Linked DNA regions of Homo sapiens: all the other regions are linked to region 1. The links are chromatin contacts, found by Hi-C in ENCODE. All regions are on one chromosome and are shown on one strand. The core of a region is the stretch at or near the end of the contact, and the rest is flanking DNA. Distances in the headings are between cores, read along the strand shown. Region 1 holds the start of NREP (neuronal regeneration related protein). Region 2 holds the start of DCP2 (decapping mRNA 2). Region 3 holds the start of REEP5 (receptor accessory protein 5). Region 4 overlaps SLC25A46 (solute carrier family 25 member 46).

The links. Hi-C counts contacts between places; a loop is a spot of excess contacts on that map. Pooled maps may share reads with other maps.
Region 2: a loop to region 1 is called in a map of B cell, with 15 times the contacts of the local background. The contact joins the promoter of DCP2 here to the promoter of NREP in region 1. A Hi-C loop is called at or near these places in 2 of 168 maps with a recorded cell type or tissue (B cell and naive thymus-derived CD4-positive, alpha-beta T cell), 2 of 37 single-sample maps with no recorded cell type and 15 of 50 pooled maps.
Region 3: a map of B cell shows a loop between it and region 1 (14-fold over the local background). The contact joins the promoter of REEP5 here to the promoter of NREP in region 1. A Hi-C loop is called at or near these places in 2 of 168 maps with a recorded cell type or tissue (B cell and naive thymus-derived CD4-positive, alpha-beta T cell), 5 of 37 single-sample maps with no recorded cell type and 13 of 50 pooled maps.
Region 4: a map of naive thymus-derived CD4-positive, alpha-beta T cell shows a loop between it and region 1 (8-fold over the local background). The contact joins the enhancer-like site here to the promoter of NREP in region 1. A Hi-C loop is called at or near these places in 3 of 168 maps with a recorded cell type or tissue (CD8-positive, alpha-beta T cell, IMR-90 and naive thymus-derived CD4-positive, alpha-beta T cell), 12 of 37 single-sample maps with no recorded cell type and 12 of 50 pooled maps.

The regions. Positions count from the first base shown.
Region 1 is chr5:111,754,547-111,760,304 of GRCh38, forward strand. It overlaps NREP (neuronal regeneration related protein), which reads right to left and starts at 2,648. Exons shown (of 4, transcript NM_004772.4): 1 at 2,590-2,648; 2 at 1,224-1,284. The coding sequence starts at 1,226. RefSeq lists an enhancer at 1,848-2,405 and silencers at 2,999-3,398, 3,419-3,778.
Region 2 is chr5:112,974,195-112,979,952 of GRCh38, forward strand. DCP2 (decapping mRNA 2) reads left to right here and starts at 2,604. Exons shown (of 11, transcript NM_152624.6): 1 at 2,604-2,792. The coding sequence starts at 2,740. It overlaps LOC105379126 (a long non-coding RNA gene), which reads right to left and starts at 591. Exons shown (of 2, transcript XR_948679.3): 1 at 504-591. RefSeq lists enhancers at 2,095-2,144, 2,175-2,254, 2,270-3,029, 2,565-2,614, 2,685-2,774 and 2 more.
Region 3 is chr5:112,919,490-112,925,247 of GRCh38, forward strand. It overlaps REEP5 (receptor accessory protein 5), which reads right to left and starts at 2,738. Exons shown (of 5, transcript NM_005669.5): 1 at 2,584-2,738; 2 at 1,674-1,767. The coding sequence starts at 2,701. LOC105379123 (a long non-coding RNA gene) reads left to right here and starts at 2,898. Exons shown (of 3, transcript XR_948675.3): 1 at 2,898-4,167. RefSeq lists silencers at 1,929-2,378, 2,739-3,008 and an enhancer at 4,141-4,260.
Region 4 is chr5:110,749,474-110,755,231 of GRCh38, forward strand. All of the region lies in intron 5 of SLC25A46 (solute carrier family 25 member 46), which reads left to right. Among named protein-coding and RNA genes, the nearest start is that of SLC25A46, 13 kb to the left of the region's middle. RefSeq lists an enhancer at 3,082-3,341. Within about 2 kb of position 2,943, at least 3 of the 41 ENCODE cell types and tissues checked have a DNase peak (open chromatin) inside an H3K27ac peak, as active enhancers do; they include CD8-positive, alpha-beta T cell, where a contact is called at or near this core.

The DNA.
Region 1 (5,758 bases), core at 1,398-3,897:
TTATTCTATGACAACAGCTAATTAAGAATTTAATATGAAGTTGGGAACCATTTGCACAAAATCCATTGATTAGCTTAATTTTATGTTCACTTCTTTTGTCTTTCTACCTCAAGTTCCTTAATTTGATCATTTTCAAACAAGGTCCATGTGGTGCTTTGACACCCACTTGTTGAAATGACAAGTGACGCATACATAAAAAATAAAACACTTGTTAATAAAAATCAAACTGAACTCATTTAACTGCCTGATTCATTTTTCTCCTTGGAAGCTTATACTTGGGTTGTTCTCAAAGAAAACATCAAAGATATCAGATTAAATTTTGATTCATTAAATTCCACCCTCGTTTCAAAGAAAAAAACTAAAACTAAATTTGGAAATCACACATTCTAAGTGACAAAGAGGTGTTTTAAAGAGTATAAACATCTGCAGTAGGACACGCTGTACTTCACTAAAAAGTTTTATGATATTTCTATTATTTTTTTTAGTTCATCTTATTTCCAAAGAGGAAATTTTTCATAGATGATTAATATACTTATTCAGCTGCTTTTAATGTGTATTCCTTCTGTTTCCTTAATCAGTAATCAAACATTAAACTGCATTCTCTGTGGATCATAAGCTTTGTCAGAAATAGTTATACTTTTATTTAGAGGTTAACATGCTTGACTTCTAAAATTGAGTACATGTCTCTCACAAATGAAATTATAAATCGAGAAAAATAACAGTAATTATATTTAAATAGATGGGGCACATTAATATAAAAATTCATGCTTTTCATCTATATTGCTTTAAAGGATAGCATATACAGTAGCTGTTTGATCAGCTGGACAGACTCCTCAGTTTTGGGTAACTTCGGCCTAGCTCTAAGACCCAAGGCTTTGTTTGAGCCCTACTGCTGTCACCACCTCCATGCGTGTCACAACACATCACTCTTCTTAAAGAACCGAATAGTTTCTGTTGTTCAAATTAAATAAATCCTCACTTCTGAAAGAGGAATTTTAGTTTTCTATTCAAAATAATTGCAAGTCAAAGAACTAATTTGCCACATCCAATTCACATAAATTGCTGTACTGCAACGCTCCCAGGAACTGGAGATAGAACCTTTTAAAGGTCAGATGGGGTGTAGAACAATGAAGGGTTGAGGCGGATGAAGATGGGTGGTTGATATTTATATGTAACAGACTGGTAAGAAGTACTGAGAATCTCCTCTGATGACCAAGTCTTACCATTTTGAGAATCTTAGTCTTGGGCTTCTATTCTCCCTCTCTTCAGTCCAGGGAGACCAACCTGCAAAATATGTTTAAATACAGTAGACACATCGCCTCACCACAGGTCAGCAAACGAAAAATGCCTCTTTAGAGGTTACAGACGAATAACCATTTTCTGTGGTTAAGATAAGTTACATGCAAATTATTGTTAACTACTGGGATTTCTGAAAGAGCTTTCCAAGTGGCCTATAGGCTTAACTAAGGGACAAAGGAATCCCTGGTACTTGGCTTTGCAGAGTCCTGGGCTATTCTTAGTGTTTGGTTCATCTTTAAATTGCATGAGTTCAAAAGGTTTAGCAACTTAAAAGTAGAACCAAGTGATAAAAATAGATTGTTTTCTGGCTGCTCTTTGTTCCCAGACATACTACTGGCAGTATATTTGCAATCAAGACGACAGAATAGGAATCAGCCTTCCACCGTGTAGTGTAATGCCTCAGAGTGGATATTTTTGGAAATGGCACTGCATTACATAACCTTCCGTGTTTAAAAAAAAAAAAAAAACCCTACACGGCGGGGGGGGTGGGGGGAGTCAGGAATATACACCATTCTGTCCTTCTCCCTAAACCAAATAAACATTAATGTACATACTGCTGCAGTGATTTACCCTCAACCTTTATATTATCAGAAGACCGCTCTTTTGTTAACACAGTTATGACAAAAATTAAGATGAATGGAGAAACTAAAAGTTCTCAAAAAGGGTATCATTCGCTCTTAGAGTTTTCCTATAATGTTATTATAGATACACATAAATGCACATCAGATTATTATAATCACCAAGAAAAAAACAGTCATTTATTTTTAAGGCCCTCCCCGCCAAAGTTCAACTGCTTTATAAGAAAATGCAGAAAAAAGTGCTGCAAGATCGAATGCCTAAGAAGACCCTCGGAAGCAGCAGCATTGAAAGAGTAATCAAGTGTAAGGGCGGAGGGACACAAATTCATTTTATAAAAAGGGAGGAAAAGCTTGCATGCACCAAAGTGCATTTAATGCAAAGAAACACAACAGTTTCTAACAAGGCTTTAGGAGCAAGAAGAACAAAATTAACCACACCAACAAGCACAAAACCCCACCCCTTCCCAAAAGAATTCATTTCTCCCTCCGAACTTGTGCATTTTAGAAAAAACCCAAGTTAAATTCCAGCCTGAATGCAGCACAACCAAAATGCCAGAATTTCTCCAAGGTACACGCTTCAGCTCTTTAAAATTTAGAGGGAAGAAGCATGAACTCTGCAGGGTTGAAGGGTCCAGCTAAGAGCAACGGCAAGGAATCGACACAAAAGAGAAACCAGCGCTCCCAGCCGGGGATAGGAATGGCATATACTTACAGACAAAAGCCCCGCTCCCTGTTCACTCTCTCTCCTCTCTACACCTGAAACACAAATGTGGTTGAAAAAGGGCAACATGCTAGAAAGACAGATTGGGGGGGGAGGGGGGATTGGGGGAGGGAGGGGGAGGGGAAAGGGGTGGAGGAAGAGGAGGGAGGAGGGGGAAGGGAAACAAAACCCAAACCGGCTTCACTTCCAAGAAGTGCAGCCTTGGAAAAAGGAGGAGGAGATCATCTCCCTGCCTCGCGCTCTCTCTCCAAGAGTGTGTGTGTCTCTCTCTTTCTCTAAGAGTCTCTCTCTCTCCCTTTCCCTCTCTCTCCCGCTAGGGTGCTAGTGAACAATGAGCTAATTCTGATGGAGCTGGCGCGGAGCCAGCGCCCCAGCCTTGCTGCCACTGTGCAGCCGCCTAGGAGCCAGACTGCTTACTCGGCAGGAATCGGCGGCTCTGGGCCCCGTCGGCGAGCGGCCAACAGGCGCGCGCGCCCCGACACCCCGCACCCGCGCCCCGGGCGCCCCGCTCGCCGCGCCGTCCCCACTGCACCGCGCGGCGCCCCGGGGAGACAAAGCGGACCCGCAGCTCTGCGCCCCGGCCCCGCCCCGGGAGCACGGCGCGCGCAAATCCCCGGCCTTCCTCCCCGCCCCCGGCCAGCCTCTCCGCCTCGACGTGCGGTTGCTTTTCAGACAAATAAGGAGGTGGAGGAGGCGGTTTGGGGGCGCGCCAAGCGTGAAGGCGGCCAGGGTGCTGCACAGCCCGGCGGCCCGCCAGGGCCGTGGGGAGAGGCGGCGCGGCCCGTACTGTAATAATAAACCTGCAGCAGAGGGCATCTGAGGAAAAGAGGACGGCGACGGGCGGCAGCCGCCTTCCTTTTATGTGCCTGTCCTGAGCGAAGCAGAAAATGGTGCCTGCGGCGGCGCGGAGCCGCGCTCAGACACACAAAGAGTCCGCGAAGGATGCATTTGCACACGGCCTCGGGTCGGACCCTGCCCCTCAGCTGGGTACGCGCGCCCCACTCCCTTCCGCGGGGAAGCCCGGGGCGGGGAGCGCCCCTGAAGGCCGGGCCCAGAGGTCCTGTGGCTGCGCGTGCACACACACACGTGCACACAGTCACACGCGCACAACCAGCCAGAGCTGCGGCCTGGCGTGATCGGCCCAAGACATACTCCCCTGGTGCTTCCTTCTCCTTCCCTATACGCTCCCCCACTGCCTGCCCGTCTGAAATTGTACTTTTTAAAATCGAGGATTGCTTTAAAAAATAAAGTGCTTTGCCATTTCTGATTTTTGTAAACTCGTCGTTCTTATTTAAAATCTATCTTTTCATAGTAATGTAATAGCTCAAAATTTTGCAACAAACTCAAATAAACTGGTTCTGTTGCCAATAAAGCAGGATATCATTTTATGGTAACTCTCAGATGTCACAGGAGAAGATTATTTCCTAATTAAATTGCCTTTCCAAGAAAAAAAGATATAAAGGATCATAGTGTCTTCTAAATTTGCCATCCACTTTTTCCCCTAATCACTGAAAGCAATGTTTTCCATTGTAACAAAGAAAATAAGGCAAATTTACAAAACTCAATTTTTAAACGTGTTTACAGAATGTCTGATGTTTTAGATTTAACATACTGGGTACAGCAATAGCAAACCTTAAAAAGCAATACTTTACACTCACAATTCTAAAAGAATGCACTGAGTTCTCTGTATGCTTGTTGCTGGGACTATAGGTCACCTTTAAAACTACAAAGCCATTGCCACAACAAATGCCTGTTAGACTGCACTGGGTATGATGTTTAAGGAGCCCACTGAAAGCTTCTCTGAATTAATCTAAAACATCACAGTAATTTTCCTGCAAAAATAAGATGATTTGGCAGCCATAGCTAGGAACAAAGGGAAGAAATATAAAACTCAACAAATTCCCTTGACCCTTTCAGGCCAGTTTACCAGCCAGGGAAGTACTGGAAGGAAGGTGTAAGGCATAGGCTGGGTGGTGGGAGAGGGGAGACGCCTGGGGGCTGATCTGCAAGTCTGGAACCCCAACACGCTGCTCAAGGGCACCTCAACATTGAGATCTTTGGCATTCACCTCAGGGTCAGGCTGGGAAAGGACCCCAAGGGCGCACCATCAAATCAGACTACCAAAAATCTATCCCAGTGATATTTGTTCAAAAGCTGCTTCTACAAGGAAACATACATATAAACACATACATACACAGGGACTTTAACGTTTATGTAAAACTTCCCTAAGATGTTCTTTCACAGAGAAGTGTTAATTTTTCTTTCTTTCTTTCTTTCTTTTTTTTTTTTTAAGAAATGGAGACTTACCATGTTACCATGTTGCCCGGTCTCAAACTCCTGGATTCAGGCAATCCTCACTACGGCCTCCCAAAGTGCTGGGATTACAGGCACAAGCCACCTCTCTTGGCCAATTTTTCTTCATTGTAATGATAGACATTCAGGTGACAGATTTTTAAGTATTAAGAACACTGGGTCAGATTCATAGCTTATTTATCTGTTGTGTTCCAGAAAACGGTTATCATCCAACTATCCAAGAAACATTCTTGAGTCTCCTCTAGGTGAAGGGGGCTGTGCTAATCACTTAAGGATATATGAGAAACTCATGCCATGTCACCTCACTCAAACTGTAGCTATAGCTGTCTCACAGTCCTCCTAGCTGCCATGTTCTGCCCTCTTCCATCTATCCTGTAGGTGTTACAGTAGACCCACTCTTCTAAAATTTCTTTTTAATCATGGTATCCCCTGCTCCATTACGGGATAAAGGCCATATTTTGCCACAGTGTGACTATAGTCTGACTTTCTAACCTTATCATCTCTCTCTCAATCATAGAATATCAGTCCTTCACTTCACTCTGATTGATCATTTAGGGCACATAATTATCCCTAAGCCATTACCAGTCAGGAAGCAAAGTCACGCAAAGATTGACTTCAGCTAAGATGTCTCAACCCTTCAGTTATATTGACATTTGGGACAAGATAATTTTTTGACGGGGTGAGGATGGAGGGTGAGGCTGTCCTGTGCATAGTATAATGTTTAACAACATCTCTGGCCTCTACCCATCAGATGCCTGTAGGAAACGCCAGTTGTCACAACCAGATATGTATCCAGACACTACCAAATGTTCCAAGGGGTCAGGGAGACTCATCCTTGATTGAGAAC
Region 2 (5,758 bases), core at 1,354-3,853, 1.2 Mb after region 1:
TGGCTTGGGGGGCTGCTATAAGGGTTGCACTAGTCCAGCTCCTGGAAATCTGTGTGTGAGGAGGCAGTGGAGGGATGGGGCATGGGCAAGATAATATCTTGGACCACAGACATCTCAGAAACTCTTAATAAGGCAGATTGGTTTAACACCATGTGAGAGTTTGGGGACTTCCTGGCCTCTAAGAGCCCAAAAGGGGTTGTATAGCTGCCCCTAAACTGGGAGACTAGAAAGCTAGTAAGAAGAATTCCTCCAGGTGCTTCAGCAAGTGCTTGGTAACCTGCTTGTTTCTATTAATATACCATTGGCCCATGTGGGTGAGCACCACTTTGCCTTGAACTGTTGTTCCACTGCCATCATTTAGAATACTCTAAAAACTAGACTTGAGCTCTAAGTGAGACAACTAAGAAAACCACTATGGTGCCTCCCAGTCAGAGAAAAGACATTCAGTCAGAACAGGTAGAATGCACACCCAGCAAAATAGAACTGAAGGGGCTCACTCTTACCTTTACCAATCCATCCACTACACTGGCTGGAGGTCCAACTGCTAGTATCTGCATTTCTTTGCCGTAGGACTTTTTCTGGCCACCAGAGCCCATCTTGCTGCCCATGTAGCAGGCTAGAGTGCAGACCCCAGGAGCTGCCTTCAACCAATGAAGGAAGTTGGTATATAAATCCCCATCTCCCTCACCCCTTGAGTGGGATAACTCTGAGGTATATGTTTTATACTGGCCACCAGAGTTCTCCAGTGACAGTAAGCTCCAGTTAACCACAGTGCTAATTTCCTTGATAATAAACCTTTTGGCTTTCCTCCCCTCCTTGACTCACTTTCCTGCTCTCCTACCAATGTTTCCCAAGATCACCTCCCTCACAGGCTATCTGCACTCAAAATCTTGTCTCAGTGCCTGCTTCTTAGGAAATCTAAAATAAGACTTGGACTGTGCTGGGAGTACTGAATAAAGCAAATGGAATACTGCAGCCTGTGCTTCTGTACTGGACTCCCAGAATACATGAAGCTGTGCCTGGAAGCATTTTCTCTTTAGGGAATTTCATCAGCAGAAAGAATTACGTACAGATACTGATACCATGTGTTTCCAACCAACAGCTCAGCCAGATCATCCTACAGTGAAGCTCTCAGGAAACAAGTACCATCTACAAGGTGAGAGCTTCCAATTAGCTTTCAAGGCACTTGACTCCAGGTTAAGGCCTTACTCTTAAGTGTGAGTGAATAGTCAAGGACTACAGAGGCTTCTAATAGGATAGATGAGATCAAGATAATAGCAAAAAGCAGCTGAGAGGAATAAGACTACTCAGGGAGAAGAAAACGTCAAAATCTATTATTAATATCCTCAGAAGGATAAAATAAAATATACAAAGCAAGAATGTGACACCACAAGAAAGGGGCATTTGAAGAACAAAACAGAACTCTAAATAAGTAAAAACTCTGTAGTTGTCAGGAAGATAAATTTGAGGAATTCTCCAAGAAAGAGGGGAAAAAAAAGATGGAAAACGGGAGCAAAATAGATGGTGACGGGCCTCTTATGCCAAAGGAACTTGGGCTTGATCATACAGCAGAAACTGAAAAGATAACTTGTTCCTATCTGAGTAAAACAAAACAAAATGTAGGCAGTTGCACAGGCCAAGAATGGAGGCAGAGTCAGTGGTTAGGCAGCTCTCACTGTAGTATGGAGAAATGATGCAAAACTGAAGTACACAGTGGCATGTGACAAATTTAGACAAAAGATGGGAGATTAAATGGTAGAACAGACTAAACTTGTGACGGAGCAGGTGTGTGTGGGCCTGTGGGTCTGATGTAAGAGGAAAAAGAACAGATGGATCTAGTTTCTCCAAAGATCCCAAATGGATTGGTCTCCATTAAGCAAGACGAGGAATGAATAAGGACGAGCAGGTGGGGATTGCTTTGTGCAGAGGGTGGAATACAGATCAGAGTTCAGCTTAAATCAGTATTTTCTAAGATTTTGCTAGGTGCCAGATACTGAGATAAAGTCCTTGTCTTCATGTTTGGAACCAGGTGCCTAAGGAAGCACAGAGGAGAGCCACCTCCAAAATGGATACCCTCTCCAAGGGTTTGTAGTGAAAGAGGCACAGCTCTTGGCCTGGAGTTGGTGGGGGCTGCGATAAGTGCAAGATACTTGGTGACAGGAATCGCGAGCATACTCTTGTGTTGTACGGATTCTCAGGGTCGGCCCTGCAGAGGAAAGAGCTCAGTCACCGCGAGGTCCTGCACAACATGCCAAAGTCCCGGATATGTGTCCGGGGTCTACACCTAAGCCCCGACCCCTCTGAACTTCCCAGAAGCGCGCAGGAGGCATGGTGCGCATGCGTGTAGCCACCTCAAAGGCGGCGGGAAGTTGGTTTTCTGAGTAGCAACTGAGCAGCTTGAAGACGGATTGGAAGTAGCAGACCAATAAACAAACGTCTCATTGGCTTAGAGTGCTTAGAGTCCCAATTCTTCAGCTTCCCATTGGGCCTTTCAAGCGAGCAGGGGCGTGACTCCGGGGGCTCCGCCCCGAGCCTTGGCCCAGTCTTGGGGTCCAAGGCTGAGGGAGCGGGACGGAAGTGAGCGGGTCCCGCCCCTTCCCCTTCTCGTCTCCGTTGGAGTCGTCTCTGCCGCGGCTTCCTCGGCTGCCAGCTCTCCGGCGAGCCGGAGTCCTAGTGCCGTACCGTCAGTCCCCGGCCGCGCGGAGCCGGGATGCACTGTTCCTGCTGTGGGTCCTCATCATGGAGACCAAACGGGTGGAGATTCCCGGCAGCGTCCTGGACGATCTCTGCAGGTACCGCGCTACCCGACCCCCTTTCGCCCCCGTCGGGTTTTCTCAGTTTCGCGGACCCCCAGAGGCCTCTGGGTCTTCTTCCCCGCCCACGTCCATGTCCTCGCTTTCCGCTCCCGCCGCTGCTCGCTTTCCATCGTCGACCCTGCTCTCCGACGACACCGCCCCTCTTTCCGCCGCAGCCTCCCTGTTTCTCAAGGCCCTCCGTCCTTCCCCGCAGAACACCCGGAATTTCCTCATTTTTTAAGTTACTCAACTATTTTGCTTTCCCGCAGGCGTAGCCGCTTCGCCGGAGCCTGGGTCTTAGCGTTTTGCCGCCGCCGCCGCCTCCCTCTCCCATTGTTTTTTCTGCCTCTGTGACTTTTCCACGCCGTGCACCCCCTCCTCCCTGTGTCTCATTCCCCGATTCTGAAGGAAGACCCCCAGGGTAGTAATTTAAGGCTTAGGATCCCAGGTACGCGGACCTGCGCAAGGAGCAAATTTTCGGACTTATTCTGACGCCTGCGTGTTATTTGTCCGTGGCGTTCTCTGTAAATTCCTGTAAGGAATTACTTTTTTTTTCTCATCCCTGGACTTGTCTTTGGGGGAGAGAGGGAAAAAGTGTAGCGCTGCTTTTCTTTTTATCCTTAATAATCCTATTTTAAAGGAAATTCTCAACCGCGGGGTTTTAACTCAGGGTGTATACTTCAGATGAGAAATTTTCTGCATTCTTCCCCCTTGTCAACTCTGATTTCAGATAGCCAAACACGTGTAGGATACTTAAAAATGCTTATTTTCCGAAGGTAAAATTTGGAGTGCAGTGATACCCGGAGTTGTCGCCAAGTGTGTGTGGATTGTGATTACAAGTGATAACACCTTTTCGTTCACAGTTACTGTGTTTATGTTTTAAAAGGCAGGCTTTTAGTAGTTGTATCTCCTTCATGCAGTTTTTTTTAATGGAAAGTAAAGAACTGGTGTTTGTGGAGTTTTTTGGGGTTTTTTTTGTTTGTTTGTTTTTTTGTTTTTATTTTTTGAGACGGAGCCTCTTTCTTTTGCCCAGGCTGGTGTGCAGTGGTGCGGTCTTGGCTCACTGCAACCTCTGCCTTCCGGATTCAAACGAGTCTCTGCCTCAGCCTCCCTAGCAGCTGGGATTACAGGCACCCGCCACCACACCCGGCTAATTTTTGTATTTTTAGTAGAGACGGGATTTCACCATCTTGGCCGTGCTGGTCTCGAACTTCTGACCTCGTGATCCACCCGCCTCGGCCTCCCAAAGTGCTGGGATTACAGGCGTGAGCCATCGCGCCCGGCCTGGAGTTTCTACTGTGCACCAGGCACTACCTTTACATGTATTGTTTTATTTAATCCTCAGTCAGCCGTGTTTGGTAGGTGCAGTTAGTATATTTCCATTTTCATCTGCGCAAACAGATTCAGGAACTTTGTAATTTACATAAGGTCACATTCATCCTAATTCACAAAATCAAGATTTCACACCTATTCCTTTTTCTTTCCAGTGCCTGTGCTTTTTCTCTCATACCAAGGAGAAGTAATAAGCCTAACGTTTTAAACCTCACAAAAGTACATACAGAAAAGTAAATAGCCTAATTTTGCAACTAATACAAATGGCGCTGTACTTCTTTGGTGATGGTAGATTTATAATTTTTGAAGTATGGTAGATTCAAATGAACCACTGAAAAGGCATTTAGTTTCTTGTCCCAAATAAAAAAAAAAAAAGGAAAAAGAAACTGAATTTGATATGTGTATGTGGGTTAATGACTAGACGCACATCAACCAATAGTGGGATTATGAGATTGTGATCTTTATTTTTTGTTTCCAATATTTTTTATGCATTTTATAGTTAGAAAAAAATTGAAGATAAGTATTTAGAAAGGTGATCAGTAATTAGCTGTGTGTTAATAGGGTTAAGAGTTGATTTAGAAAAAGATGTGGTAATCTTAAACATTTTACAGACATCAGAGCTAGTCTTCCTTCTAGTATTGGGGTTAATTTGCATATTATCTAGGATTACATCATTTAAATAAGTGATGTCAGCTGTTAACGATTTTATGTATGGAACCTATTCACAAAATAATTACGTTGTATTTTGTAAACAATATGTTAAGCACCTGTCAAGTGTTAAAGATAGTTGGTTTTCCAGTGAGTGTATTTAAGCTGTTAAACAAATATTTTTGAATGGAGTAACATTTTTTTCCTTTCAAGAAATTTCTTTTTGCAGTTACTGTTTTTGGCTGTATAAATAAGGATATGATATATTTAAAAATTAGGGCTGGCTGTAATAATGAAACCAAATAAACATTTCTCAAAACTTCAGATTTTAAAATAAATGCCATTTTCAAGTTAATATTTATAGCTTTGATTAATTGAAATATTTTTAATGTTACAGATTCAAGCTTTTCATTGTAGACTAAAACTTTTTTTTTACACTTAGAATTTGGTAAACTTCTGTAAAAATAAAGCTTAATTTGAGGTTAATTTTTCTGAACTTCTTTGCTCTCTTTTATGTACGTCTTGATTTATGAATTCAAGCTAGGTGCTTGTTTTTACTCCCTTCATTTTTTGCCCCAATTCTGTTGCTTATTATTAGTGTATATAGGAAGTTTTCTTTTGTGTTACTTTGTTTTTTGATAAATTACATGTTTCTGTTAAATCTTGCCTTTTGATGTGGAGAGCAGCAGACTTAAATTTTCAAAATGTGACTTTGTAACCTTTAGACTGCTCATAACCTAAGGCTGATGCTTTAGTATGTAACATTCTATTTATTGGAATATTGTGCAGCCATTCTAAGTTCCTCAGGCAATTAGCACACAGTAAACTGAGGGAAAATATTTGTGTGTTGAAAAGATGTACACAGTATACTGAGTGAAATACTTATTTAGTCCCTTGGTGCCTTTTGTGAAAACAAATTTTTAAGTGTGTGTGTGGGTGGGGAAGGGGTATATGTATTCGTATGCCGAAAGAATATGCGCCAA
Region 3 (5,758 bases), core at 1,488-3,987, 1.2 Mb after region 1:
CCAGGGATGGCGGTTGCAGTGAACTGAGATTACGACACTGCACTCCAGCCTGGGCAATATAGAGCGAGACTCTGTCTCAAAAGAAAAGAAACAGGCATGAGAGCTCTGCCCTCATGCATGGGATTCGTGTCCTTATAAAAGAGGCTTGAGGGAGCCAGTTGACCCTTCTACCATGTGAGGAAGCAGTGAGAAGATGCCATCTTTGAAGCAGGGAGCAAGCCCTCACCGGACACCAAATCTGCTGGTGCCTTGGTCCTGGATTTCCCAGCCTCCAGAACTGTGAGCAATAAATTTCTATTGTTTATAAATTATCCAGTCTAAGGTATTTTGTTATAGCAGCCCAAGCAGACTAAGACAGTGTTCACAGGTCACACTTTAAGCAACATGGATTTTGATGCTACTAAAGACCACCATTTTCAAATACTTTTTCTTTCTTTTGGACAATTATACAATCATATTGGTTATGCAATGAACAGACTTGATTAGACTAATGTAACACCGACCGCCTGAATATTTGCTCACGGGGGTCTGTATGCTTTATTCTGTGCACACAATCCCGTTTTTCCTTGAGTCTCCTCCATAAAGCAGAGCCCGGGGTAGGCCTCAGGGCTATATGTAGCTAGACTTTCTGGAGTATGACTAAGTGTCTGTACCGGACTAACACAGTAACAACTACTAGGTAACTGCAATTTAATTGCTCAAATCAGAACTAACTTCTAAAACATGTTTCTTCCCTTATAGTCATAGACTAAATTCTAGCCTAACTAGTGACAGATACAAGCTGTAATAATGTGTTATCTGTGTCTTAGCCTCCTAGGTGAAAATTTTTTCTTCCTTTATTTTTATCCCTATGGTTGAAGAAAGTAGCAGAGACCAACTGAATGAAGGTAAAAACCACTGGCTTTCTTAGGAAGAACTGTAGAGCAAAACAAAATTCATTTCTGGAGAGGAATAATTCCTACTTGAACGAATGGAAAAATAAAATCGTAGAATTAAAAAAAATAAACACATTGTAGAATAAAAACAACTTTGGTAATAAATTCAGATCCTAATCGTAAAAATTCATTTTTTAAGTAGCTCAATTATATAAATGACTCACTTATATAACCAAGGAGCTATATCATGGAGCATTTTTAAAGGTTTTTGTTTTTACACTAGGGTAAGCATTTCCCAAGTTTGTCTGTAACATGTGGCTTTTTCAAAATAAAAGAAAATGAGAAAATTCTCCCTACTGTCTCAATTAACGTAATTATGAATTAAGGAAGACCTAATTGATAGGGTTTTACTCTCTAGGTGCATAAATATATGGTGAAATACTCATTAAAATAATTACTAGACAGAAGTGCTCAGCTCCCTGTACCTTCTGAGATCCTCCCACCAGTAAAGGGAGGACGACAGAGTGGTAGCGCTTTCCTGTTAGTGTGCCAAAGAGAGGGGACACTGGTCACCAGGATAATCTAATGAAAATACCTCTGGGCTAATCGTCAAGAGATAGGGATTAAGTTAAGGTTCCAAAATGGTGAATACTATCCCCACCCCTTATGTCCAACCTCATCCCTCCCCGCCGAGCTTTCACTTTTCTCCCGGGAATTGCGGATGTGCAGTCTACTGCAGCAGCCCTGCGGGGAGGAATGGAGGAAGGGAAGGGGACGGCTGCAGGGTGTGTCACTTACGAGATGTAGGCTGGGTAGCCAAATCCTATCAGGTTGCAGAGGAGAGAGGCTCCATAACCGAACACCAGGTACAAGGCCACCAGTCCGATGACACCTGGGGACCACAAGGAGAGAAGTGGGTCGGGCAGCATGAGAGCCGTTCACGCGGGACAGCCGCCGCCCACACCGCGAGGCTGGGCCTGTTGTAGGAGTTTTCCTCTCGACTCGATTAAAGGAGCGAGAAAAACAAACCACACGAAAGCTGGGCCTGCGCGTCCGCTGGGCTATGCCTTGAAGTCTGGGGATACCAGGCAGCCCCACCATTGTGCCTCTCCTACCTCCCGCAGGGGGCCCCGGCGCTTTGCGCAGCAACCCCCGGCGCCCGGGACGGTCCCAGGCACCCGCTTCCGCCCTCTCGCAGGGCCTGCTGGGCAGCGCTCCAGCCTGGGAAGCTGCGCTCAGCGGGGAGCGTCCCGAGAGGCCCGGACTCCCGCACACGCTGCAGTAGCAGCCCCCGCCCACCCGAGAGGCGCCCTCTCCGGGCGGAGCTCCACGGAGGGTCGGGTAGGACCGGGTACCTCCGTCAACGCGCCCGCCCGCAGGGGCCCCGCCGTCCGCGCCCACCGCGCAGGACAGCAGGAATAGGGCGCCGGGCCGCGGGGCAGACATACGTCAGCGCTGGCCCTTCCAGCTGCCAGCGCCCGGCGCCGCAGCTGCCCTCCAGCCCCGCGACCCTCAGCCTGGGCAGCCCCCGCGGGGTCCTCCGATGCCCACGCTTTCCGGGAGGCCAGCCTGATCCCTGAATATGCTGCTTGTCCCGTCTGTCTCCGACTCCACCTTTCCCGAGTCCTCTCCCTGCTTCCTTCCCCAGCAGCTGGGGCAGCGGCGGCTCCCGTGGCCCTACCAGCGGCGGCGACCCCCGGCCACCCACCAAGAGCGATGAAGCTCCTGTTCACGCCGGTTTTGGCCTCGAGCTTGGCCAGAAGGTCAGTCATGCAGTTCTTCTCGTGCAGGAACCGGTCGAACCTCTCCCTCATGGCCGCAGACATGGCGGGGACCGTCTCGCCGCTCGGGGCTGTTCCTAGTGCCGGATAGACTGGAGCGGCGACTGCGGCGGAGCAGCGGCAGGCGGGGACCGCGGCGCGTCTACGCGTCCTCCACTCGCCTCCGCTCGCCCCGCCCGGCCGCCGCGCGCCCCTCCTCGGCCGCCGCGCGCCCCTCCTCCCCCGCCCAGCGCCAGGGGGACAGCGCCACACCCTGGCGGGGGCGGGCCTGCAACTCCGCGGACGCTGCGAGGTGGCCTGCCTGTTGACAGTCTTAACCCATTGCGGGGTAAAAAGGATGTGGCGTGGGGGCGTGCATTTTGTGTCTCTCGTGGGTCCCCTTCTCAAATCGGACTATTGCAAAAAGCAGGCAGAAAGGAGGCAGGCGTCCTTGTTGCTCCCGCCTGCAATTCACTGCGATGAGTTTGGCACCTACATTGCTGTGCTAAACCTAAGGCATTTTTGACCTAAAAAATTGAAATGTTTGAGCATCGTGAAAGAACTCTTTGGAAGCAGTCCTGCTTTCTCCCTCTTTGCCTTAACTTGGCAGTTTTTCTCACCTACAGACAATCGTTGCCTTGTAAAGACCCTTGAAGAAATCTAACACATCCTCCCTGGGGTACACCTTTTCCAAGCAAAAACTGCATTAAATCTTTTCATGGTGGGCTTGCGTTGTCTTGGTGTCTGATACTGTGGCAAGTGTCCAAATTCTCTCTGTGGAGCCAATATACTCTGCACTTCCTACAGTCAAAATACTCTGAAGAAGACGGAGATTCTAAGGTCCAAGCCTTAGGGCAGGAGCTCATTTTTGCTTCCTTCAGAATGAGTTGGCCATGCTCTTCCTCCACCTAAACCTAGGCTCCTCTTATCTCACCCATATGACTTCCAGACACTCCTAAAATTACTCTTGTTGACTCCTATTCTGCACACTGCTGCAGAATTTTTGTCCGAAGCTCCGTATTATTATCCTAACAGACTAGAGCTCCCATTCCTTGGCAGAGCATTCAATGCCCTGCCCACAACTGGCCCCGAACATTCTGTCTTGGTCCTACACAACCCCTCTGTGCTTTCAAATCTACTTAATTACCCTACTGCCTTCCACTTCTGCAAAAAGTTATCTTGCCCACGCCTAGCTTTTTCCTTTTATGCTAATTCTCCTTCCTCCTTTCTTCCTCAGAGCTTCTTAGCTCAGCTTTCTCAGCTGTTCCTACCACCACCCAGCCAAATCAGTGAACAAGTGAAACAACCTGCTGTCTACTTCTGTCTTTTCACCTACAGTTAATTCTCAATGTGGCAGACAGTAGAATCTGTTTTAAAATGTGCGTCAAGTTGTGCTATGTTTTTGTTCTCAACCCTCCAGCAACTTCCTATCTGCCTGAAGGAGGGCATCAGGGTCACAGGTGACATGGTTCATCCCTCCCCTTTCTGATGTCTTCCCTTACTGCCTCCCTCCTTGCTGTGCCTCAGACAAGGTAAGCCCATTCCTGCCTCTGGGCGTTCGTTCACTTTTCTTCTATTTCAGTGGTTCTCAACCAGGAGCACTTCCTCTCCCCTTCTTCCTCCTGGGGGGAGGAGTAGCAATGTCTAGAGATACTTTCGTTGTGAAACAGATTGTCACACAAGGAGAGCAGGAGGTGGCAAGTGCAACTAGCATCTAGTGGTTAGAGACTAGGGGTGCTGCTAAACATCCTGTAACACACAGGACAGCCCCCACAACAAAGAATTATCCAGCCCCAAATGTCAATAATGTGACAGTCCAGAAACCCTCCTCTATCTGAAAGTATCTTTCCCCAGTTAACCATTTAACTGTCCCCTTCCATTATTCAGATATTTGTTCAAATGGTACCCCTAATCTCAAATTGCAACCCCCAGTGGTCTCTAGCTTGATTTTTCTCCATAGAATTTATTACTGTCTGGCATTATGTTCTACTTTTTTTTTTTTTTTTTTGAGACTGTCTCACTCTGTCACGCAGGCTGGAGTACAGAGGCGTGGTCACAGCTCACCGCAGCCTCGACCTCCTGCTGTGCTCAAGCCATCCTCCCACCTCAGCCTCCCAAGTAGCTGGGACCATAGCCGTGTGCCACCATGTCCGGCTAATTTTTTCTGTTTTTAGTATAGATGGGGTTTCACTATGTTACCCAGGCCAGTCTTGAACTCTGTGATCTGCCCACCTTGGCCTCCCAAAGTTCTGGGATTACAGGTATGAGCCACCACCATGCCAGACCATGTTCTATTTTTAAATTATCTTTCTTTCCTCACTAGATTATGAGCTCCGTGAGGGTAGACATTTTTGCTTATTTTATTTGCTTCAATATTTTAAGCACATTGAACAGTGCCTGGCACTTAGTAGTTGTTCAATAACTATTTGTTGAATTAATGAATGAATGAATATCTAACATGTGTTGTACCACCCAGTATTCCAAGTGTTACGTGGACTAGTTCATTTAATCCTCACAGCTGCATGAGGAAGATGCTACCTGTTTCATCCTCATTTAAGGAAAAAAAAAATGAGACATAGTGAGTTCCCATATCACAATAAGTGGCAGAGCTAGAATTCAGAATCAGGCTCTTACCCCTATATTACATTGCTATTATGGGTTGAATTGTATTCTACCTCCCTAAAGAAGACATGTTGGAATCCTAACCTACAGTACCTCAGAGTGTGATCTTATTTGGTAATAGGGTCTTCAAAGAGGTAGTCAAATTCAAATGAACTCCTTAGGGTGGACCTCAATCCAGTGTGACTGTTGTCCTTATAAAATGGGAAATTTGGCCAGGCGCGGTGGCTCACACCTGTAATCCTAGCACTTTGGAGGCCGAGGCAGGTGGATTACGAGGTCAGGAGATCGAGACTATCCTTGCTAACACGGTGAAACCCCATTTCTACTAAAAATACAAAAAATTAGCCGGGCGTGGTGGCGTGCACCTGTTGTCCCAGATACTCAAGAGGCTGAGGCAGGAGAATGGTGTGAACCCAGAAGGCAGAGCTTGCAGTGAGCCGAGATCAAGCCAATGCACTCCGGCCTGGGCAACAGAGCGAGACTCTGTCTCAAAAAAAAAAG
Region 4 (5,758 bases), core at 1,693-4,192, 1.0 Mb before region 1:
TAGGCATACATGTGTGCCGTGTGTGTGTGGGAGCGGTGGGAAGGGGGGTAGTTGGGGGAGATAATGAGAGAAATTAGAGAGGGCCTCAGACAAATTGGAAATAGCATAAGATGTAGGACAATCATGTTCTAGAAACCAAAAATGGGAGAATTAGAAGTGTAGATACATTTGAGAGAGAGGGTAGAGAAATTAGGGAAATTTGCTTTTGGGTCTCTCTTTTCTCTGTGAAGCAGGATACAGGGTTATTTGGTGAAAAAATGATAAGCATTGGGGTTGTAGTAGAAAAGCATGAGAGGAATGATACACATTTGGGACAGTCACAATGATGGGTAACAAAGGAATCTTACAAAGAGTATATGAAAGGAATGTTAATAGGTAATATTGGAAATTAGAAATTTTTAAGGTGCTATTTGGCATTACTCTGATTTTCTATATCAGCACTATATTTTTGTATATCATCCTATCGATAATGTTAAAGGCTTTGGAATGGTTTGTTAATCCAAATTTATTCTCTGGCAAGGTGAATTTTTTGCATTGTTAAAGAAGTGAGATAGTTGAAGGCATAGCTACTAGTGTAACGCATATGCCCAATGTTGGGATTTAGTCCTTACAGGGAAGGAAATGAAAGCAAGAGAAACTGATAGTAAGCTTTTTTCCAATGTGATTGCTTTTGAAGGACCTCGTAGTCTTGAAGTGCCTTAAATAAACTTTGCTAAAACGTTTGAAACAAAACAAAGATTAGAAAGGTCAGCAACATTTGGGCAGCTCAGAGTTTCTTGTTTTATTCTTTAAAAATCTGTATTTCGTTGTTTGGCTAACTATTCACTTTATTGCTTTTATATCACTAGATAAGATCCCAAGTTAGTACTTATAGTCAAATATTCTTGAAATTCTTTAACAAACAATTCTGTAAAAAAATAACAAAATGCAGGAAATTCCATTTGGTAGAGTGAAAAAAATTCAATGCAGTTGTTCCTCATATCTGTAGGGGATTGATTCCAGGACCCCCAGTGGATACCAAAATCCAGAGATGCTTAAGTCCCTTTTATAAAATGGTGTTGTATTTGCATACAACCTGTACATAACCTCCTGTATACTTTAAATCATTTCTTGATTCCTTGTAATACCAAATACAATGTAAATGCTATGTAAATAGTTGTTATTCTATATTGTTTAGGGAATAATGACAAGAAAGAAAAAAACTCTGTACACATTCAGTACAGATGCAACTATCCCTTTTTTAAATAAATATTGTAAATCCGTAGTTGCCTGAATCCATGTATGTGGAACCCATGGATATGGAGGGTTGACTATATTTGCAACCAGAACACTATTGGTTCAGGTCCTGGCTATTCCACTTTTTATTTCTGGGACCTTATGCAAGTAATGTTGCCTCTCTAAAGCAGAGATGAAGGAATAACATTAATTTCAGGCTACAGGGAAGAAAAAAGAAAAATAGGAATGGGAAGGCATAGGACTTTATAAAATTTTATCATCTAACTTTCTTACTCAGTAGACAGACATGTCAACTGAGTGGGAATATATTTTCATCATTTTGAATCTTTCCAAAGAAGACAAAATAGTAACCTCTATTGCATTGTTCTACTTGGATAATTTTGGTGATAAGGCCCACTCATTAATTCATTCATTTACTTGGCTAACATTTCCTGAGTACTTACTATGTGCCAGGTTCTGTGCTAAAAACCGGGTTTACAGTGAGGAAAATAAACAAAAGGTAACTGTTGCCAGGAAGCTCAGAATCTAATAAAAGTACATTCACTAAGAACAATAATTCCATTAATGAATAATTGCAAATTGAAATTTGTTTTCTGAAGCAAAAGAATATAGTTCCATGAAAGTATTAAAGGGCTAGAAACAGTGTCCCTAGTAACATGACACTTAAGGTAGATCAGAGTGGTAATTAGGAGGTACATACCAGTTTGTACAAAAATGCTGTTGCAGTGGGGAGCCTAGAGAATTCAGGTGTAACTGAGAGAAGCCTCACATGGCTGGAGCTCTGGCCAAGGGTAAGGGTACAGAGCAGGTGGGAGCCAGAACATGTGTGGCCCTGTAGGCCATTTTAAGAATATTGAAGAGGTTCAGTAAGGTCAGTGACATCAGATTTGTTTTCAAAGGGTCATTGTAACTGTAGATGAAAAGGTTGTATGAGGACCAAAGTGAATAAAAGGAGACATCTTAGTATTCTATTACAATAATAAAGGTAAGAAAAGATAGTGGCTAAGATCAGGGTGGTATCTTTTGAGATAGAGGTAAGTGGACAGTTTTGAAATATACTTAGGTCAAACTGAGGGAATTTGGTGATGCTTTAGGAATGGTAGATCAAAGAGAAGGCAGTATGAAGAATGACTTCTTGTATTTGGGCTTGTGTAACTAGTTGTCAAATGAAGCTGTTTTTTTGAAGTATAGTGTGAATATCTTTTAAAAAATTATTTATTCTTCTTTGGGCAGATTTGACCTTTCCTATTAATGGGAAGAAGGCAGAGTTTGTTTCTGTATCCTATTAATGGGAAGAAGGAGCAAACAAGGTCACAAAACATTAACAGCAGTTCACAGAAGCTACTACATGAGGAGGATGAGCTCTGAGGTCTCCTAGCCTGGGGTTTTTTAATTGCGTAACATTTACTAGGTAGAACAGGGGAGATAGTACAGATTTGCCAATATTTAGGGGTTTTTAAATACAGTTTATGATCAAATCAAAGAGAAAAACAGCAGATCTCTAGTGTTCATTAAGTCAGCAAATTTATAATTTCTCAGTAGTATTACTTTTTAACAAATTATATATTAGCCAGGATCGTCATGTGTGATCTCTTTAGCAGTAGATACTGCTAAACCCTTCCCTGTTCTCTCTCCCAGTTGCAGTGAGTTAAACCATGTGTCGTTCTACCCCCACAGTACCCTTTACTTAATTTACATGTGGCTTTTTTCAGACTGTTAACGCGAGGTAGGAGTTCCTGTAACCAAGGCTACCTGTGTGGTTCAGTCTCTCACAAAACCCATTTGGTTCAACTCCAACTTAGTTTTGACTCATCACACATCTGTGGTTATACCACTGTAAACATCTTGTAGTTTTCCTCCAACGGTTCCCTCCGAATTTGCTTATTTTAAACACACGTTATTTTAAACACAATGAAATCTTCCTCAAATTCAATAGATTTCCTTTCTGATTAATAGTTCCTGAGTAGGGAACACTGAAAGAGTTTAAGTAGAAAAGAAAGATTTTAAGTTGGACTTTAGTACAAGTGCATTTTCAGATCTTTTATCATATCCAGATGGAGTTGTCTGTAGGCACATGATATGGGGCTGGCATATAAAGAATTCTTAACTGAAGGTAAATTAATTTGGGAGATTTTGAAGCTCTAACCCTAGATATGAGCGTCGCTAGGGAAGAAGGATACACTATGGTAGAAGAATAGAGTCTGAACCTTAGGAACTCCAACCAAGGGGTGGCTGGGTTAAGAAAGGTGGTCTTGAAAAGGAGTCAGGAGAGACCAGAAGGCAGGATAAAAACCAACAGAATGGGCTAGTGGAGCACAGGGGCAAAGAGTGCTTCAAGGAGAGAAGAGGCTCTGATGGCTGCTGAAATGTCAAATAAGGTAGAGACTTAAAAATGTCCATCAGATTTAATGACATGCAGATTATTGGAGACTTTGGTAAGAGCTGTTTTTGTTCAAAACCAATTTGAAGTGGGTTCAGAGGTGAGTGGGAAAGTACAGACGTGGAAACAGAAAGTTTAGATGGTTGGCTCTGACTAGGATTGATGAAGAGAGGTAACTGGAAGATGAGGGGTTTAGAGTAGGTTGGGGTAAGTTTTTTTTTTTTTTTTTTAATTAGGATAGCTATTTGACCATTTGAAAATTAAAGACTGCTGAGACAGAGTTATTTTAGAATTTTATTGCCTTTTTTGTGTTGATTATGCATAGGAGTATGTGTTTTGATTTGTTAAATGAAAAACTAGACTGTTTTGAGAAAAGCAAGGTACTCGAATAAATTTTATTAATTTTTTCGTTCATTAGGGAGGGCATTTTTTGCTTGGAAATAGATAATTTAGATATATTTACATGTTTGGTATTTGATAATGAATTATAAAAAGGTTTAGTGACTGAAGCTTTTAAGTATGCTTATTTAAATTTCTAGAGCTGTAACAGTAAATTTTACCCATTTTATAAAGTAGTAGAGAACAGATACAAAGAAGAGTCCCAAAAGCATTTTTTTAAATACTTGGTTTTAAGTCTCCTTTTATCTTAATGATCTTAAGAATTGGCAGTAGTCATCAAAGGGGAGGTAACTCAGAATTGACATTGTATTTAAAGGGGAGGCTACCCAGTCCTAAGTGTTTACCACAGTTTCATACTTAAAATTGGTGTCGTCATAAACTGTGGTAATACTTTGTGAGGCCATGAGTATTAGCTGTGCCAAGATGATTTACAAAGCATGTAACGTATTTTGTTTTATAATCATAAAGTAACTTTCAGTAAGATGGGAGGCCTAATCTATTTTTTATATTTTTCGACTTAATCATTGAATAATATGATTTCAGCTACATTGTGTTGTTCAGGCCAAATAAATATCCTAATAGTAATTTAATCAGAGTTCGGCCCAGAAGGTGCTCTAAGGTCTTAGAAATCGGGGGTAGTTGCTCTATTGTCTGAAAGTCTCTGATGTATGTATATGCTGTTGTTTTTCAAATTCAGTCATGTGAAATAGAAAATGTTTATCTAGATTCCTGCTGTAGCCATAGCCATGATGGAATGAGTACCCATTCCATCAGAGAAACTGTTGGTAGCAAGTCTTATCTTTATTTTGCACTTCCCTTTCTGTTTTTTTTTTCTCTTTTTCTTTTCATTTTTCTTCTATCTCCCCTGCCTTTTCATTTTTTTCTTCTTATTTACTTTCTTTTTTTTTCTTTTCTTTTTTTTTTACCCTCTATAATCTTGACTCTTTTTGGACTTTTCTCTTGATAGAACTTACTCCCTTTTTTCACCTTTGGTTCTATTTCATTTCAGCTTGCCTCCCTCCCTCCCTTCCTTCTTTCTTTCTTTTTTTTTTCTTCCTTCCTTTTTTTTCTTTCTTTTCTTGTTTTCCAAAGGTAACCAAACTAGCAGACAGAATGCACAAAATCCTACACCTTGGTTCCAGACCTGGCATTTTTGCCTGTTTCCTTTGAACATTTTCCTGTGATCTTTTTGACCCTGATTTTTCTCATCAGTAAGACAAGTGTGACAATATCTGCTCTGCTTATCTCACAAGGTTCTTCTTTGTATCAAATAAGATGAGAGGCAGTACAGGCAGAGAGTACCGGGGTTTAGAACAGAGTTCCACACTAACTGGTTACTTGGCTTTGGATGAGTTATTAATCCCCTCTGATCCTATCTCCTCATCTATGAAATGGAGAAAATAGGGTTATTATGAAGATTAGAAATAGTTCATGCAAAGCACTTTGCATAGTCATGGCATTTAGTAGGTGCTCACAAAGATAATAGAATATAATGGTCACAAAATTATGTAATTGTACTAAGTAAAGATAATTCAGAAATTAGGTACTACATAAATGTAATGTGTCAGCCTGCATTAGAGTTACTTAACTTTTTTAAAAAATTGTCATTCTTATATACTTTGTAAAGCCTTTTTTAATCCTGTTCTTTGTTTCCATATCTATTCTCTTTCTTTTAACCAATCATCTTAATTTTCTTCCTTTAATTTCTCATGTTTACTTTCATAATCAGTTGTGCCTCTTGCT